2 separate regions of the Mus musculus genome follow, and region 2 is linked to region 1. The links are chromatin contacts, found by Hi-C or POLR2A ChIA-PET in ENCODE. All regions are on one chromosome and are shown on one strand. Each heading gives the region's core, a stretch centred on a gene start or an enhancer-like site at or near the end of the contact. The rest is flanking DNA. Distances are from core to core; before and after follow the strand shown.

Region 1 (2,666 bases), core at 61-2,560:
GACCACTGCTTTAGAATGGTGTGTAGAGAAAGGGAAGGGAATAGACACAAAGGAGCCACCCCCACCCCCCCACCCCACCCCCGCAAGGAGGCTCTGGAGACTGACCAGAAGAGAATGAGGAGTGAAAGGGGAGGGAGAAAAAGGCAGGTCTCAGGGATAACGCTGGGCCAGGGAGAGGCAGGACCCAGAGAACACTGCGCCGATGGTACAGCCCACCCAGACAGCCAGGGAGCCCCCAGGATCTACACAGAATAATTATGGACACACAGAAATCAAGAGAACATGAACACTAGGCCGAGGCCAGAGAAAAGTACATTTTCCAGTGACGAAAACAAGCTGCTACCAACTTCCCCAATTGGAACTGTGGAATTGGAAACCGTGAGACTGACTTTTGGGTCTGTGGGGAGGGAGCAGGAGGATACATGGCCTAGATAAAGAGGTATTAGCTACTTAAGGAGGGTCACGCCAGGAGGGACCTCTTGTCTGGAAGCAGAAATGGAGGCGGCAGAAGGTCAGAGGCTGTCTCAGGGAGAAGTCTGGGACCGGAAGGCTGCCCAGCTTTGTCCAGTTTCGGGTCCACTCCCAAGCACGCTTTCCCAAACTCGTCCCGCCAAAGCGGTTCTCCTAGCACCCAGTCTTCCAACACCCTGCCCCACGCTGTTCAACCTCGGCCAGAGAAAGAAGGCTTCTCCGTCTAACTCCACTGGCCGAGCAGCTGGCCTGACCACAGCCCAACACGGGCCAGGACCTTGACTGTCAGGGGCCCAGGCTTGCCAGCTTGGCTTGCCAGATTCTCTCCCTCTCAGATTTCTCCCTTCCACATCTCAGGGCAGCCCCAGGTGAGGCACAGCAAACCTGGCGTCAAACTAAAGCACAGAAGCCCCTGCCCCCATCTCTACCCCTAGTACAAGCCCACTCCTGCCCGGCGCCTCGCTAGCAACCCACCCTCCCCTCCAGTCTCCCATCTCACCAGTGACAGCAGCAGGCCAGGCACGGTGGGGAGACCCATGTCCGGCCGGCAGTGGCCTCTCACTCCCCCATTGGGGCTGGGGACAGGGCAGCAATTGACAACGCTCGTGAATGAAGTAAGATGATCGGACCAGGTGGCCCGGGCGATGGCAGCCTGGGCCTCGAGTTCGAGAAGCTGAAAGTCAGAGGCAGATAGAGATCAGGGTACGGTCCTCCAGGACCTCGCACCCAGTAGGCCCGATCATGAGCCAGAGTTCGGAAAACTCGGAGAAAATTTAAGCTGAGGGGAGAGAGAAGGTAGGAGGGGAAGGGAGAGTGGCGGGGGTGGTGTTGCAAGAGCGGGACCGGAAGAGCCTGGGGAGAGGCGAGGGAGGAGGAGGGAGGGAACTAGGAGGAGTGAGGAGAGGGCCAAGGTTCTTTAACGCTTTGTAGCCCGGGTCCCGTAGCTTGGCGCCCCAAACCCACTTAACACCACTTAAGAGCTTGAGAGTCCACAGAATTCCAGTTCGGACTCCTTTGCTTTTGAAGTGGGTGAGCTTAGACCGGTGGACTAACCCCTCTAAGCCTGTTGTCAATTTCACGGAAGGAAGCCAGCCCACCTATCTCACGGGACGGCAGGCGGGAGTTATTAGGGGGAGGGCAATATCTGATGCTCGCCCGCCGAGAACTCCTTTGCTTCGCGCTCTCCCTCCCTCTGAGTTCCCTCTAATCGCACTTTCTTGGACGTTTACCCAGTCAGCCCAAACCGGGAGGGAAATCAAATGTTCTTTTCTACCCTGCCTGGGTCCTGACCCAAGGTCACTCCCACTGACTCTCATCTGTGTCTTCCAGACAAGTCCCTCAGCTGCCCACCATGGCTCGGTCACCAACGGTGGGGCACGGGTGAGGGGGTGTCAGGCAGCACCCTCTCCTAAGCCTTGGTTGTCTCCCCAGTTGTTAATTTGGAGTGAAAAGTGCCTGCCCTGACATAGCAAAGAGAAGCCATGAGAATTCAGGCTTCTGTAAAGGGCTCCCAGGGCCCCCTTTCCAACCTGTGTGAAATAGGGTTTCATTTAGCCCAAGCCGGCTGGCCTCAAACTCACTGTCTAGCTGAGGCTGGCCTTGTACTTCTCATCCTCCCACCTCCTACCTGCTGAGACTACAGGTGTGCACCACCACACCCAGCTCTAGATATCCTGATGCATCCGTTGGGACTGACCTCAAAGATAGTTATACCACAGTCTGTAGCTTTAGGGGTGAGGAAAAAGCCACGGGACTCTGCACACTGGGAGGCTGATCTCGGAGAATCAGGATGCCAGCCGAGCTCCTACTGCAAGGCCCACAGTTCTCTCTGTCCTTTTGAGTAAGACCTTACCTTCTGATAGCATCCCTTACTAGGGATGGCTGCCTCCTGCCATCCCCATTTGGGCAGGTCTTCAGTGCAATGGAACCCTGTAACACCCGGACACTATTCACTCGAGTGCCCTTGAGACTCAATGACCTTCTTTATGCATGCCAGTTCAACCAACCTGCGGTCCTTTAAAAGCAGCTGAGACTTTGAGACTTGGAGGGAAAACCCAGGAATAGGGGCATAGGGCTTGGGGACTTGGAACCAGAGCTCCTGGCCCTTCTCCCTGTGAGCTACCCTGACTTCCAACCTCCAGTATCCTAACCCTGCTGTCTCCTCTCCTCTGTGACCCTGAAGGCAGAGCGGAAGA
Region 2 (2,666 bases), core at 74-2,573, 130 kb after region 1:
GAGAACGGATAAAATGGCTGTGAAGCTTTGGAGAACTCACTTTATTTACTATTTGTGGCAGGTAGAAACACTCCACCCTAACCTATTCAGGGAGTTATAACCCTTATGTAATACAAAATCCTGCCCCCCTTTTGCCAATAGAGGCAACACAAGCAGAGTGTAGTGGTGCACACCTTTAATCCCAGCACTTGGAAGCCAGGGGCAGGTGGATCTCTGAGTTCAAGGCCAGCCTTGTCTATAGAGGGAATTCTGAGACAGCCAGGGGTACACAGAGAAACCCTATATGGAAAAGCCAAACAAAGAAGGGGGATAGAGAGAGCGAGGAAGAGGGAGAGAGAGAGGAAGAGGGAGAGAGAGAGGAAGAGGGAACAAACACAAATAAATCTAGCACCAGGCAAGAGATTCAGATAATAAATGAAAAGAAAGAAAATTCTTCATTGTGTGTATGTGATCCTAAAGGGAAGTTCTTAATTTATCTGGCCACAGAAGGGGATGATGCCAAAAAGAGCTAAAGGCTAAACTATGTGTTTTGGATAAAATGAAGAATTCACTGTTCTCCCTATTTCTCCTCCAATATTTATTTGGCTAGGACTTGATCACTGGAAATCGCCTTAGCATAAACAGCTGCATTAAGATTTCATACCACTGTCCCCTGAGACTTTCTGAGCTACTCGCAAGGCGCCACAGAACTAGCAAGTTAAGTTTCTGCAGCTTTGCTCACAGCCATGAGGCAGGTACATCACACTCTGGGTGAGGGGCATGCATAACGCAGAGACTGCGGGCACTCCAAGTCAAGAATGGACAGGAACACCTATAAGTCTTCCCAGAGGCTTTAAGAGTCTGTCAAACAAGAAAGGGTCTCCGAGTTTCCTGTCTGAATCTATACCTCCCCCACTTTTTCCCCTTTGGGGTTCCACGATACAAAGACAAGAGGGGAGGGTGCGGTGTACGTGGGACCCCCGCGCCCTCGCCCTGCCATGGAGTGCCAGCTGCAGTTGGTGCGGGATGGAGCGCTGCCCGCAGTCCGGGGTGGCCCGGTCTGGGGGCGGCGCGAGCTGGTGGTTCCCGGCGTCGCCGCAGCTGCTGCAATGCGCCATTTCCCGTCCCGCAGAGTCGGACACTGCGGGGGAGAGTCGGTAAAGAGGTGTCGAGGACCCTAGAGCAGAGTCAACTCACATTTTTCTGAAAGAGGAAGTGGAGGTCCGTCCCCTCTCTGGAGAATGCAACGAGACGGGCAGGGAGACACTGCGGCTGAAGCAGACGGAACTGTCGAGCGCCGCCTCACACGAAACACCCGGAACTCTAACTGCGGTGGAACTTACTGCAGGTGCAGGGCCGGCTCTCGGCTTTATTAGACATGACCACGCCTCTCGGATGATGTCAAAACCTCCAGGTCCAATCCTCGTGAGAAATGGCCTGCTAGTCCCGCCCCCACAACTACAGCAATTACCATTGTCCTCTTATTTCTATTTCTTCACTGACCAATACAAAAGTGGCTTGCTTAAAGTCCAGCTCAAACTCTGTCTCCGCCGCTGAGTTAGACCTTTTATGGTGCCTACCAGCCAATCGCTGAGCTGGAGACTGCTGTCATTCTTACCGCTCCCGCCCACAGCACCTGGCAGAAGGAAACCCAAGTGACTTAGACGCTGGAATCCAACTGGCTGCGAGGTTCAGCAGTGAATGCATATTCATGAAGTCCTTGGCCACAGGACCACCCCGTCACCATCCCTGCCTGAGACCATAAAACCCACATTCTTCATTCTTCTCTTCCCTATCACGAACTTCATCCCTAAACCTGTTAACACAGCGACTTAGTTAACCCAGCCCAGAAACCTGAACTAAAGTAGACTTCCCTATTTTATGTTTATGCTTTGTTTTGTTTTTTGAGACCTCTCTCTATAGATAGATAGATAGATAGATAGATAGATAGATAGATAGATAGATAGATATAGATATATACATATATACAGATATATAGATACACACACACATATATATGTGTGTATATATATATATATACACACATATATGTATATATATATACACACACATTATGCGTATGTATGTGTGTGTGTGTATATATATATATATATATATATATATATATATATATATACACACACACACACATATGTATATATATATTATGGTACAAGTTTCTGCCTGCATCTATGCATGCTTGGGTGCCCTTGGAGGCCAGAGGAGGGTTATTCCCTAGATGGTTTTGAGTATATGTGAGTGCTGGGAACCAAACCCTCTGCAAAAGCAATATGCTCCCTCCACCACTGAGCCATCTCTCTCCAGCCCCAGCCCTTTCCTCTTTACTCCTCCTCCAAAATCTAAGTAGAATCAATTTTTCCTTCTCAATACTTAAAGACGTTTCTTCTCTCTTCCAGTAGAATCCCTTTCCTAGACATCAGTTGTAAAATTCAACATTATTTTATGCTTCACAGCTTTAAAGGAATCTATAGCTGTGGTTGCGTTTTCCTAGCCTTAGAATTCTTATTTTACATTTAGTGGAAGCTTAGGTTTTGGATGCAGTGTAAATGTTTATATCTTAGGCATCCATGCAAAAGGAAAGAGAACATAGTAACATTAATAGGACAGTTACAACTTGACGTTCAGAGACTCTTTTCCCAGCAGAAACAGAGGCTTGTGTAGTCCAG

Evidence for each region. Hi-C counts contacts between places; a loop is a spot of excess contacts on that map. ChIA-PET counts read pairs that join two places held with the same protein, here RNA polymerase II (POLR2A).
Region 2: POLR2A ChIA-PET joins it to region 1 with 13 read pairs in Patski. The contact joins the promoter of Vamp1 here to the promoter of Tnfrsf1a in region 1. A Hi-C loop is called at or near these places in 6 of 37 maps with a recorded cell type or tissue (gastrocnemius and heart). POLR2A ChIA-PET finds 5 or more read pairs at or near these places in 2 of 5 experiments (Patski and embryonic stem cell).

Annotation. Positions count from the first base shown.
Region 1 is chr6:125,348,367-125,351,032 of GRCm38, reverse strand. It overlaps Tnfrsf1a (tumor necrosis factor receptor superfamily, member 1a), which reads right to left and starts at 1,310. Exons shown (of 10, transcript NM_011609.4): 1 at 971-1,310. The coding sequence starts at 1,009.
Region 2 is chr6:125,214,238-125,216,903 of GRCm38, reverse strand. It overlaps Vamp1 (vesicle-associated membrane protein 1), which reads right to left and starts at 1,323. Exons shown (of 5, transcript NM_009496.3): 1 at 1,177-1,323. The coding sequence starts at 1,178.